Regions from separate parts of the Homo sapiens genome. Here region 2 is linked to region 1. A link is a contact called in ENCODE Hi-C or POLR2A ChIA-PET data. All regions are on one chromosome and are shown on one strand. Each heading gives the region's core, a stretch centred on a gene start or an enhancer-like site at or near the end of the contact. The rest is flanking DNA. Distances are from core to core; before and after follow the strand shown.

Region 1 (6,235 bases), core at 2,409-4,908:
ACCATGGTATAGTATAGACGTATGCTGTACCATGGTATAGTATAGATGTATATATATATATATATATATATATATATATATATATATATATATATATACGGCTCCATCCAAGTTGTTGCAAAAGACATTACTTCATTCTTTTTTATGGCTGAGTAGTATTCCATTTTATATATATAGTACATAGTGTTTATATTATATATCACATATGTATATACTGTATATATAGTATATTCTATGTATTATATAGTCTATATTATATACAGTCTATATAATATATAGTATATACTATATATACTTTTCCTCATTCTGACTATATACTATATATATACTATATATAGTATATGTAGTGTATATATACACCATATATACTATATATAGTATACATACCATATATAGTATACTATACATACCATATATAGTATACATACCGTATATAGTATACTATACTTACCATATATAGTATACATACTATATATAATATATCTGGTGTATATATACACTATATATACTATATATACTATATATAGTATATGTACACTATTTATAGTATTTATAGTATATATACTGTATATATAGTATGTAGTATATATACTATATATTATGTAGACTATATATAATATAGACTATGTGTAGAGTATATATACTATATATAATATACATATATAATATATATAATATATAAGTAGTATATACTCTATATTTATATGAAATGGAATACTACTCAGCCATAAAAAAGAATGAAGTAATGTCTTTTGCAACAACTTGGATGGAGCTGTATATATATATATATATATATATATATATATACACTCTACATATATACGTCTATACTATACCATGGTATAGTATGCGTCTATACTATAGTATAGATACATGTATACATCTATACATGTATAGTATACATGTATACATGTATACATGTATACATGTATAGTATACATGTATAGATGTATACATGTATAGTATACATGTATACATCTATACATGTATAGTATACATGTATACATCTATACATGTATAGTATACATCTATACATCTATACATGTATAGTATACATCTATACATCTATACATGTATAGTATACATCTATACATCTATACATGTATAGTATACATCTATACATCTATACATGTATAGTATACATCTATACATCTATACATGTATAGTATACATCTATACATCTATACATGTATAGTATACATCTATACATCTATACATGTATAGTATACATCTATACATCTATAGTATACCTGTATACTATAGTATAGATACATGCATACATGTATACATGTATACATGGTATACTATACATCTATACTATAGTACAGATACATGTATACATGTATAGTATAGATACATGTATACATGGTATAGTATACATCTATAGTATAGATACATGTATACATGTATACATGTATACTAATAGATACGTGTATACATGTAGAATATAGTATAGATACATGTATACCATGGTATAGTATACATCTATACTATTCCATGGTATAGTATACATCTATACTATATCATGGTATAGTATACATCTATACTATATGTATAGTATGTATATATACATACATATGTACTATATGTATATATATACTGTACCATATACAGTATATATACACCATATGTGTACATAGTATATATAGTATATATTATATAATATATACTGTATATAATATATATTATATACTATATATAATGTATATAATATATATTATATACTATATAATGTATATAATATATAGTATATACTATATAATGTATATAATATATAGTATATGCTATATATAATGTATATAATACATAGTACATACTACATATTATGTATATATTATATAGTATATACTGTATATATATGTAAAATGGAATACTACTCATTCATAAAGAAAAATGAAGTAATCTCTTTGCAACGACTTGGATGGAGCTGGGGGCCATTATTCTAAGTGAAGTTAACTCAGAAATGGAAAACCAAATATTGTATGTTCTCACTTATAAGTGGGAGCTAAGCTATGAGGATGCAAAGGCATAAGAATAATATAATGGACCTTTGGCACTCACAGGGGAAGGTTGAGAGAGGGGTGAGTGATAAAAGATTACATGTTGGGTACAATGTACACTGCTCAGGTGACATGTGCACCAAAATCTCAGAAATCACAACTAAAGAAATTATCGAGGACTGATGTGGTGGCTCATGCCTGTAATCTCAACACTTTGGGAAGCTGAGATGGGTGGATCACCTGAGGTCAGGAGTTCGAGACCAGCCTTGTCAACATGGTGAAACCTTGTCTCTACTAAAAATACATAAAGTAGCCAGTTGTGGTGGTGTGTGCCTATAATCCCAGCTTCTTGGGAGGCTGAGGCAGGAGAATTGCTGGAACCTGGGAGGCAGAGGTTGCAGTGAGCCAAGATCGCGCCACTGCACTCCAGCGTCAATGGCAAGAAAGCAACTCCATCTCAAAAAAAAAAAAGAAAAAGACAAGAAATTATTCATGTAAGCAAAACCACCTGTACCCCAAAAAGTGTTGAAATAAAAATAAAAAATAATTATTTTTAAAAGTATATTAACAATAGAAAAAAAGATTTATTTAAAATTGGACCATTAAGGTAAGATTGAAAAGTTAAGAAGCTTGAAATTGGTGTGTGTGTGTGTGTGTGTGTGTGTCTGTGTGTGTGTGTGTGTCTGTGTGTTGGAGAGAAGGAGAGAGAGGGATAGTATATAGTGAGAATGAGGAAAAGAAGGGATAGAAAGTATAATACCAAGCACTTAGGTTACAAGGAGCTGTGAATGAGAATTCTCCAATTTGCTGTGAGTTTCCTAGCCAGGAAAGCAGAAAGTTAGGCTAATTTTATGTTAAAAAATCTTTGATCCTAGTAGTGATATATTATCCTGGGTGATTTTTCTTCTTACAGTGATGACACTGGCATTATGGGAGGGATAATTCTTTATTGGGTGAGACTATTTCACATACTGCAGGACATGGAGCTTCCCTGGCCTCTCTACTTGCTAAGTGCTAGTTGTATCCTCCAGGCACAACTGGACAATCAAAAAATGCCCTCATGCTTTGACAAATGCCCCTTAGGGGACAGTGTGGCCCCTAGTTGAGAACCACTGAACCTAACCCATTTGGTTTCAACAAAAGAGAATGTCAAGATTCAGAGAGTATTGTAGCTAACTGTTCAGGATCACACAAATCGTAAATGTCACAGCCAGATCCAAAATTCAGGTTTCTTGCCTCTAGTTTGGTTTCTATTAATGTTCCATTTCTCAGTGTTTATTTTGTTTTTAATAGACAGTTGATTTTACTTTATCAGCCACATACTGAAGCAAACCCACCTTTTGTGTTTGAAGATTATGCTTTAACTTTCCAATCTGTAAACCATTATCTTGTATGGAGAGACACTGGAAAAAGTTTTCCAGTTATCTCTTGGGCAGAAACCAGAGGGCCGCAGTACTCTTGGAAGCTTGAAAAGTTCTGAGTGAGAAGTCAGGATGCCTGATTTCCTCTACCTAGACTGTGCCAACGTGATATCTTGAGATTTCCCAGGCCAGCTTGACTCAATGATTCTAAGAATTTAGACAGAAAAGCCCAGGCTCTTCCTTCCTTGGCTGCATTAATGAAGGAGTGGCTGAGTGTCTCAGCCTGTGTGTTGCTATCATGACGTTCACTCAGTGTTGAGAAATGCCTTACAGATGCTGTGCTAGGTAAGGAGGAGCCAAATGTTTTCTAGCTCCCTTGGTCAGCACAGGATTGCCTGGGACCTTGGAGGAAAGAACTTTGCATTTATATCTGAAATATGACCTGAGCTTTTCTGTGTCTACAGCCTAAGTCTGTGTAACATTGATAGAATCTAATTCTCCCCTCAGAGCTTCACTCTGAGGGTACTGAACTCACATGGTTATTGGGGGTACTCTCTGACATAATGGGAGAATTCTTTGCCTGTTTAAGGCCGTATATTGTGGCAGAGAACACTAGTGCTTACCACAGGCCTGGTTTCCTCTTTTCTCAGGCACACAGCTAAGCCTCATCCCAGCCCTTTGCACTCATGGTAGAGCCAGTGGCAGGTGGGTAGTAGTGATGTATTCTCTTCTGCACAGTACTCGATCCTCTTTTTTTCTGTGGCTGCCTTGGAGGTCACATGGTGAAGATGGCAGTGCCACAAGATGGGAGGAATCTGAGCTCTGAATCACCGTGAAGAAGTCTGCTGGATGAACACTTGCTTGCACCGTGGAGTGGGCAAGAACTCTCAAATCTCAATGGCTTAACAACAAAGCTGTGCTTGTTATATAGATGATAGCCTCCCTTGACTAACAAAATTGTTAATACAACTTAGCCGACTGTGAAAAAAGCACATGAATGAAGACTTCTCTCATCTTCCCATAGCTTTCTATCTCTATCCCTCTGCTGTTAGGAGTGATTCTGAAAAGAATACTCAGAACTTACAGATAATTTTAATTTTTGTGTGTCTTTATCCAAGTGGTTCCAAAATCCACCCCACTCCCCAGCACCATTGCTGTTTAAAAGGCAAACAAACTTACTCTATGTGACCTTAGGAAGGTCATCTTACAGATGAGGAAACTGGTGCTCAGAGAAGCCAGGTTATTAGGTTGTGGTGAAGATTAAATGAGATCATGAATATGAAGCAAGGAGCACAGTGGCTGGCACATACAAAGCGCTCAATAAATGTCAGTCCCAACATTCTTCATTCTCCCCGAAGAGCAGAAGACTTTGTTTGCTTCCTGTCAAAAGAATCACTGAGCACAGGGAGTGGTAGTTCAGGGGTGAGGTAAACAATTCCTGATCCTCTTATCCCAACTGCAGCCCTGTATAAAATCTCATTTTTGTTTTTTGTGAGGTACCTCAGACTGGAGCAAGTATTGTTTTTCTAGCCTTGGCTTTTTGGACAAATAGCTGCTGTTCTTCTCTGGGCTTTAGTTTCTCTTTAGAATAGCAGGGCTGGACTAAATGAACTCCAAGAGCCCTCTAGCTCTGCCAGTGTGGAATTCCAACTTAATATGAGAAGACTGAACGACTGTGGAGAGAAACGCATCAAGGATAGGGAATGGGTTGGAATAGAGGCTTAGCTGTATCACATAGCATGTCCCAAAGGACATAAGCCATGCTCCACGGTCATCCAGAACAGATTTATGGTCTTGAAGTTCATAAATAATCTCTGGATGGTGGAATCATTTAAATACCAGTGACATTGGATGCCACAATAGGGGACCAAGCCCATTCTTCTTAGAAACTAATGTTATTGTGAACTTTTGCAGGATTGGATTCACACTTGCTTTCTTTTCCTTTTTTGTCTTTTCTTCTTCCTCCTCCTTCTACTTCTTCTTTCTTCTCACTCTGTCTCTCCTGGCTCCCCTCTTTTCCCCTCTCATCCTTCCCTTTCTTCTTCCCTCTTTTCTACTCCGTTCTATTTTCTCAGTCCTGATTTGCTACCGAAAACTAACAAATTTCCCATATTTAAATAACTTTACTTCTTTCACTTCTTTTTGACACATGTGCTTTATTATCTGGGATTCAAACCAACTTATTTAGTTTATTATATTTTTCTCATATTTTATTTAGCCTTAGCCAAACAATGGATGGGGGTTGGGGTAAAGAATTGTGTCACTTTTTGGTTAAACAATCTTGGTGACCTAATAACAACACTGATAATAGACTGACTGGTTTGTAAATTCAGAAGAGTGCCAGGCGCCACAGTTTTAACTATTATACTATTGCATACAGTTGAGGTTATTGCAGAAAGAGATTATGGTAGGGAGCAGTTCTGGGAAATTCTGGGAAAAAACAAGCTGAAGACAAATAGCTCTTTCCAACGCTGTTTACAGTCTTTAGGATAATTACAAATTCCAAGTTTTTGGGGACAAAATCATTAACTCTGACATTCCAATCAACCTTGAAATTAACTCTAATCTGAAACTTAGCCACTGAGCAGAAGTTTTTTGATGTGCAATCATGTGCTTTTTTCCTGGGGTAGAAAATTGAGAGCACAATTTGAAATCATATGGACAGTGTTATAACATTTTATTCCCAAGATGGCCTTAATTACAATTACAGGGACATATAGAGATTTCACCTATATCAGGTCTATTTTCTACCCTACTCATTATATATTGGTTGAATATTTTAACTAGAAATAACACCGCAAAAAGAAAAAGAAATAACACCGTGAATTCTTAGCACAGTGCCCAGAAATGCTTTTGTGTACAAAAAGTCAAATA
Region 2 (6,235 bases), core at 1,161-3,660, 51 kb after region 1:
TTTGAAGATCATGTTGGCAAGTTATAGTGGAGAAAAGGAAATAAAAGGGATTAGAGTCAAGGGGACCAGTTCAGAGGCTTCTGTAGTCATTCAGGAAGTAGGTAAAGGTGTCAACTCATCACAGAAAACTTTTCATGAGGATATAGGGTGCAGGCTGGGAGATATAAGGTAACATAGGAGTGAGGACCATGGGCATTTGGGTCACTTCTTCACATAACTTACTCATGCTTCCAGGGCTTGTTTGAACCCCATCTCCTATACGTCACTTCCATTTGATGGTAGAGTGCTGATGAACACACCCAACTTTATGGCTTGATGGGCCAGACAACAGTCAGTTCATCCTGGGAAGCTCAGGTCACATGGTAACTTGTAGCCCATGGTTAAATGTTCAATATCTACTAAGGCCCAGTAGGGAAAGCCAGATGAGTGGATATGGAGGGGGAGAGAAGGAAAACAAAGTGAGAACAGTGTGTTGGGAGGTAGGAATGACATCAATCCAAAGGTAGAAGTAAGCCAATGTGCCACTGGCCTGAGACAGACAGTGCCATATGGCTGGGGAAGCCTTCAGAGTGTATAATGTTGGGGAAGTAACAAGACATAAATTTGTATTTTCCTTTTTCACATTTTAATTAAAATATGCTGGGTGTGGAATAGATATTAGAGACAGTATTTTAGAAGTTCAGAGAAGAGAGTGATAGCTTTGGACTAGATGTTGTGGAGAGGTGGAATGGGAGAAGGCTTCCAGAGGAGATGGCACTTGGCCTGAGCCTCAAAGACTCAGTAGGACTTGGAGGGAATGAGAGAGCAGTGCAAACAGGGGAAAGGCATTGAGCCTGGAGTCCTTAAAATAATGCAACTTGGCTCCTGACTTTGATTCATGGGGGAGGAATTCACCCAAGGCCATCAGCCAACTGGAAGAGCTCAAAGGTCAAGGACTGTACATTTTTTCATAGCATTTCTCATTTGTTTGAGCTTAAACGAAGCTGAACCCTGCAGGGAAATGAGCACATGTTACGCATCTCTAAAGCCAGGAGGCTTCATGGCCAGGAAACTATGCTGGTCGGATAGTAATGCAAATGACTAATGCACCCTTCTGAGGTCTCATGTGGTTTGAGACCCCAGGAATCTGGGCCAGGCAGGAGACACATAGGCGGTGGCTCCAAACGAGAATGAGGGTGATTACACAAGAGGCAGCTCAGTTTGGTGAAGTGTTGTTCTGGGAATCAGGAGTGAGGTTTGCTCTCCAGTGTCCCTGAACAGGCCAGGTTCCTTCTCTGGTTTCAGTTACCTTGTGAATGTCTGGCTCTGACATACTAGGGGGCTATGGAAGACCTGGCAAATGTTTAGCCGTGTCTGCATCCTAATGGCAGATGTTAAAATCCAACCACATAGCCTTACTTGTTGCTCCCTAAACACCCGCTTTATACATCACTATGCCTTTAAACATTAAGTTCCCTTTACCAGGACCAGGCTCAGGGACAAGTCACTGTGCACATCTTCCTGCTCCCCCTTTAAGATTCAGTTCATTTCTCTTTGACTGGGAAGTTCTGACTCTCACAGACAGAGCTGGTCATTGCTGCCTTGTGCCTCCACAGCACTTGGGAACACAAAATTTGCCACAATTGGGATCTTGCAAAGAAATGTCAAAGGATTATCTCTTGTTTTTCTCCTGTGGGCTTTTCAAATTCAGGGAGGTCTTTGACTTGGGCTTTTCAGATCAGAATTCTCAGCCTCTAACACTGTGCCTGCCTGGAAAAAGGGCAAATCAATGAGACACAATATTCAGAGAAATAAAATTGTTTCTAATGAAGTTGGAGAGACTAATCTGTTACTTGGGTCTGTGTGAGTGGGCAATCTTTTCACCTGCTTGAGAGTTAAAAAAAAAATCATGAAATAGCCTCCCGATTTACTTTTCTTTCCCAGATTTGTACGTTACAGGTGCAATATTAGAAAGATCACAGGGCACAGAGTTAGACAGATGTGGGTTCAAATGCAAGGTTCACCACTCGGCTTGTTATGTTTTGTTAGAAAATCCACTTAACCCTCTGAACCTTTTCTTCATCTATAAAATTCAATAATATTGACTCCAAAAGATTAGTGTGAGGATTAAGTGAAGCAGGATACATAAAACTAGCATCATCAAAGGTTTTAGAAAGTATGTTAAACACCTACTGTGTGCCAGTCTGACACCAATAACCTTTGGGGAATCCTAATTGTGTATCTTGAAAGTCAGGCAAAGTAGAGCTTTGTTCCCACGCAGAGGACTCAGAGGTGAATTTACTTTCTTCCTAATCAGGAAAGAATTGCAGATGGGTGGGCAAGGTTGGGCCAGCTTCAAGCCTGGCAGATAACCAGTTAGGCTTAGCTGTGTCTATCCTGGTGCCAAAAAATGCTCATCCACAGAGCAGGGCTTTATCCTCAGGGAACGAGGGAACAGCTGCCCCCAGCTGTGCTTGCCACATGTTACTTTGCTTTGTTGAGACAAGCACTGCATGTGACCTGCTGCCCAGCAATGTCCCTTCCTCTGAGGCTGGCAGGGGCTCTTTCCAGAGCACCCCTCCTCAAAGGGACAAAACAGTATGATTCAGGTAACAGCCACTGATCTACTCTTCAGCACCAGGCTGTTTGATCTGCGCTTGCTCACTGAATCTTCAACTAGCTTAAGAAATAGCCACATTGTGCCTATTTAATACACGGGGGAACTAGTACCAGCAAATCTGTGATGCTAGAATTATTTGATTTATCTCAGCTTTAAAAACTGAATTCTTTCTTCTCTATAGTAGCATAGAATGGGGAGATTTGTACTTCATCTTCAGAAGACATTAATAATCACAACACAATAATACAAATTACAGTAATAGTTAACATTCACTGAGCTATTATTAGGCTTTTTTTTCATGAGGCAGAGTCTCACTATATTGCCCAGACTGGAGCACAGTGGTGTGATTTCGGCTCACTGCAACCTCCACTTCCCAGGCTCAAGCATTCTCGTACCTCAGCCTCCCGAGTACCTAGGATTACAGGAGGATTACAGGTGCCCACTACCAAGCCTGGTTTTCTTTTATTGTATTTTTAGTAGAGATAGGCTTTCACCATGTTGGCCAGGCTGGTCTTGAACTCCTGACCTCAAGTGATCTGCCTGCCTCACCCTCCCAAAGTGCTGGGATTACAGGTGTGAGACACTGTGCCAGCCTAAGCAGTGGTTTTCAATGGAAATTAATTTTGCCCCCCAACCCCTGAAACATTTGAAAATGTCTGAGACATTTTTGGAGTGCTATGGCATCTGGTGGGTAGAGGCCAGTGATGCTGCTAAACATCCTGCAGTACATAGGACAGTTCCCAGCAACAAAGAATTGTCTAGTCCAAAATGCCAGTTGTGTGGATGTTGAGAAACCCTAATGTAAATAATTTCAATGGATTATGTCTTTTCATTTTTATTAAGGCCAGGCATGGTAGATCACACCTGTAGTCCCAGCACTTGGGGAGGCTGAAGTGGGCAGATCATGAGGTCAGGAGATAAAGGCCATCCTGGCCAACATGGTGAAACCCCATCTCTATTAAAAATACAAAAATCAGCTGGGCATGGTGGCACATGCCTATAATCCCAGCTACCCAGGAGGCTGAGGCAGGAGAATCACTTGAACCAGGGAGTTGGAGGTTGCAGTGAGCCGAGATGGTGCCACTGCATTCCAGCCTGGCGACAGAGCAAGACTCCATCTCAAAAAAATAAAACTCAACAAGGTAGATATAATTTTGTCCCTTTAAGACAAGAAATCTGAAACATAGAGAAGTTAGGTTCTTCTTGCAAGATGGCACCAGGATGTAGTGATACTAGGAATTTGAACCCAGGGATCCTGAGGCCAGCACTCCTGACCACAACAGGGCCATTAGCTCATTTGAAGTTCCTCAAAGTACTCAATAGATTGCCTGGTGCTTACAGAAATGAAGAGGCTGTCCTGTGAAAAGATAATCAGGGAAGTCCTCCTGAAAGGAATCCTGAGCTAAACTCAGACTCCTCTGAGTCCCACACTGCAAGTAGGTGGCAGGCTTTGGGCCCCATCCCACCCTTCATGCTTCTCAGCCGGGACCCTCCACAGGGTCATGCTGTGTTCAAATGAGCAAATGGATGCGAAAGTGCTTAGAAAAGGACCATAGCTATAGCAACATGAGGGATAAATATGACACATTGACTTTTCACAGGAGAATGCCTTAAAGCCTTTAAAATGTACACATCTCTACAATCTACCTAAAGTGAAGTTTTCATGGGTGAAGGCTACAGTAGGGGAGACTCTTCAGGCAATAAAGTCTTCCATATTATCACCCTCTCTAGCCCAGGGCAAGCTTCCATCTATGGCTTAATGCTCATTGTCAATCACGCACAAATGTAATCCTATTTAGGTGGCCCCAAAGCGCGTGTGAACTGATTTTCTAAACTAATTGGACAAATTTGTTTTCTAGATTGGTTTTCTGGGGTTTTGATGGCTTTATTCTTTGAGTTTTAATCAAGGTTGTTAAGTTGACAGTATTTGACAGCACCTTGTTTTCAGTTTACATTGCAATAGTCTCAGCCAAAGGAGGTCTCCCCAGTGTTTCTTACACCCTAGACCCTTAATTTCTATACTTAAAAATCTCATGATTCTTTGCTAATAGAGCTCAGAGGGTCCTAGAAACTATTTGGTGAAATCTAAACGTTTTATGGTTGTGGTAATTGGGGCTCAGAGGAAAAGGAAAAGACTGCTATTATAATAATCACAATCATAATAAGCAAGAATTATCATGGCTAATATCTCTGCATATGTGTATAAGGTTTTAAAGCTTATAAATCATTTTTATTTAACTGTTCTTGCTTGAACATCAAAGCAAAATCATTAGGCAAAAAGGCAATAGTCTTACGTTGCAGGTGCAAAATAGATGAAGTGGGTTGCTTAGAATTACATAGTTAAGAGAAAGTAACTCTTGTCCCTACACCTAAACTCAGGTCTTGTGGCAAATTATTGTGTACTCTTGCCCCTACATATCTCTGCACACAGCTACTTAATAAGCCAAACCAATTTCCTAACCTTTTTATTGTTTTGAAGGGCATAAGGAGGCCATGTTCGATGAGTCAGACAGATCTGGGTTCAGGGTCTGTTTTTATACCCAACAGAAATGTGACCACAGACAAACTATTTAACTTGTCTGGACCTTAATGTCTCTAGCTTAAGAACATATTTTTGTATAATTATTGATCATGTGTTAGTACCTGTTATAACAAAATGTGGCTTTCACTATTAAAATGGATTACTCTGACTTTTTGACTTCAACTGGCCACCAATGAGGTCACTATGTGATGTTCTACTGTTCTTGGAGACATAGGTATTATTCTGGCCAAACTCTTATTCCTATGCCAAATAATGAACCATTCTCCTTCCTTTATGGGTGACCTCCTACTCATGGAAAGTAAAACAAGTTATGAAGACTTGCTGCACCCAGAGGCATCCTTCATGATTAAAGGATAAACACACAAGTTTTTTGAGCAAAATAGAATGTTTCTTTACGACAATTAAAACAATCTTCCCCAATCACATACGATGGCTGTTTTGAAGCTGTTTTCCCAGTCCAAGGTCAGATAGGGGTCAGGGCTCTATTATTCTTTCCTCTCCAGAATTTACTTAATTTGCAGCTTAATAAGAACCAAGCATGCCTCTGGCCAACAAAAAAGCTGATTACATACAAGGCTGCATTATTGCTGTACAGCCTCCAGTAGCATATCCCCCATGGCCCCTTGCTTCTGTGCATGCTACATGGTCCCTACTTCTCACTGAAAAGTGTGCTCACCCATCTTGGACAACCCCAGTCCCCACAGCCTGCTCCTTCTGGGGCGTCTCAGTCTCAGTGAATGACAACAACATCACTGTTGTCAATCACAACAGAAATCTGGTGGTCATCTTCGGATGGTGGAGATAAGAGAACCATTTCCTTTGGAGTTTAACTTTGAAGGGCCTTCCAAATCTAGCCCATTTCTAAGCTCCAGTCTCACTACCCTCATTAGGACTATTCTCATGTCCTACTTCAACTGTTAAAATAACCATTCCAAGTCTGCCTCCAAAAGCTCAATATTACTGGAGAGTAAAGGTGAAACATATCAGAGGTCATATCATGAAGGTCTTCATATGCTATGCTAAGGAGAGTTTATTTGGTAAGTAATGGGGATCCAAGTGATGGGAACAGATTTGCATTTTAGAAAAATCATTCT

What was found. Hi-C counts contacts between places; a loop is a spot of excess contacts on that map. ChIA-PET counts read pairs that join two places held with the same protein, here RNA polymerase II (POLR2A). Pooled maps may share reads with other maps.
Region 2: a loop to region 1 is called in a map of breast epithelium, with 17 times the contacts of the local background. The contact joins two enhancer-like sites. A Hi-C loop is called at or near these places in 2 of 168 maps with a recorded cell type or tissue (ascending aorta and breast epithelium) and 3 of 50 pooled maps. POLR2A ChIA-PET finds 5 or more read pairs at or near these places in 6 of 52 experiments (Caco-2, HCT116, MCF 10A and 3 more).

The regions. Positions count from the first base shown.
Region 1 is chr1:55,665,878-55,672,112 of GRCh38, forward strand. No RefSeq gene overlaps it. Among named protein-coding and RNA genes, the nearest start is that of LINC01753, 280 kb to the right of the region's middle. Within about 2 kb of position 3,659, at least 6 of the 41 ENCODE cell types and tissues checked have a DNase peak (open chromatin) inside an H3K27ac peak, as active enhancers do.
Region 2 is chr1:55,718,006-55,724,240 of GRCh38, forward strand. No RefSeq gene overlaps it. Among named protein-coding and RNA genes, the nearest start is that of LINC01753, 220 kb to the right of the region's middle. RefSeq lists enhancers at 1,954-2,454, 2,455-2,955. Within about 2 kb of position 2,411, at least 14 of the 41 ENCODE cell types and tissues checked have a DNase peak (open chromatin) inside an H3K27ac peak, as active enhancers do.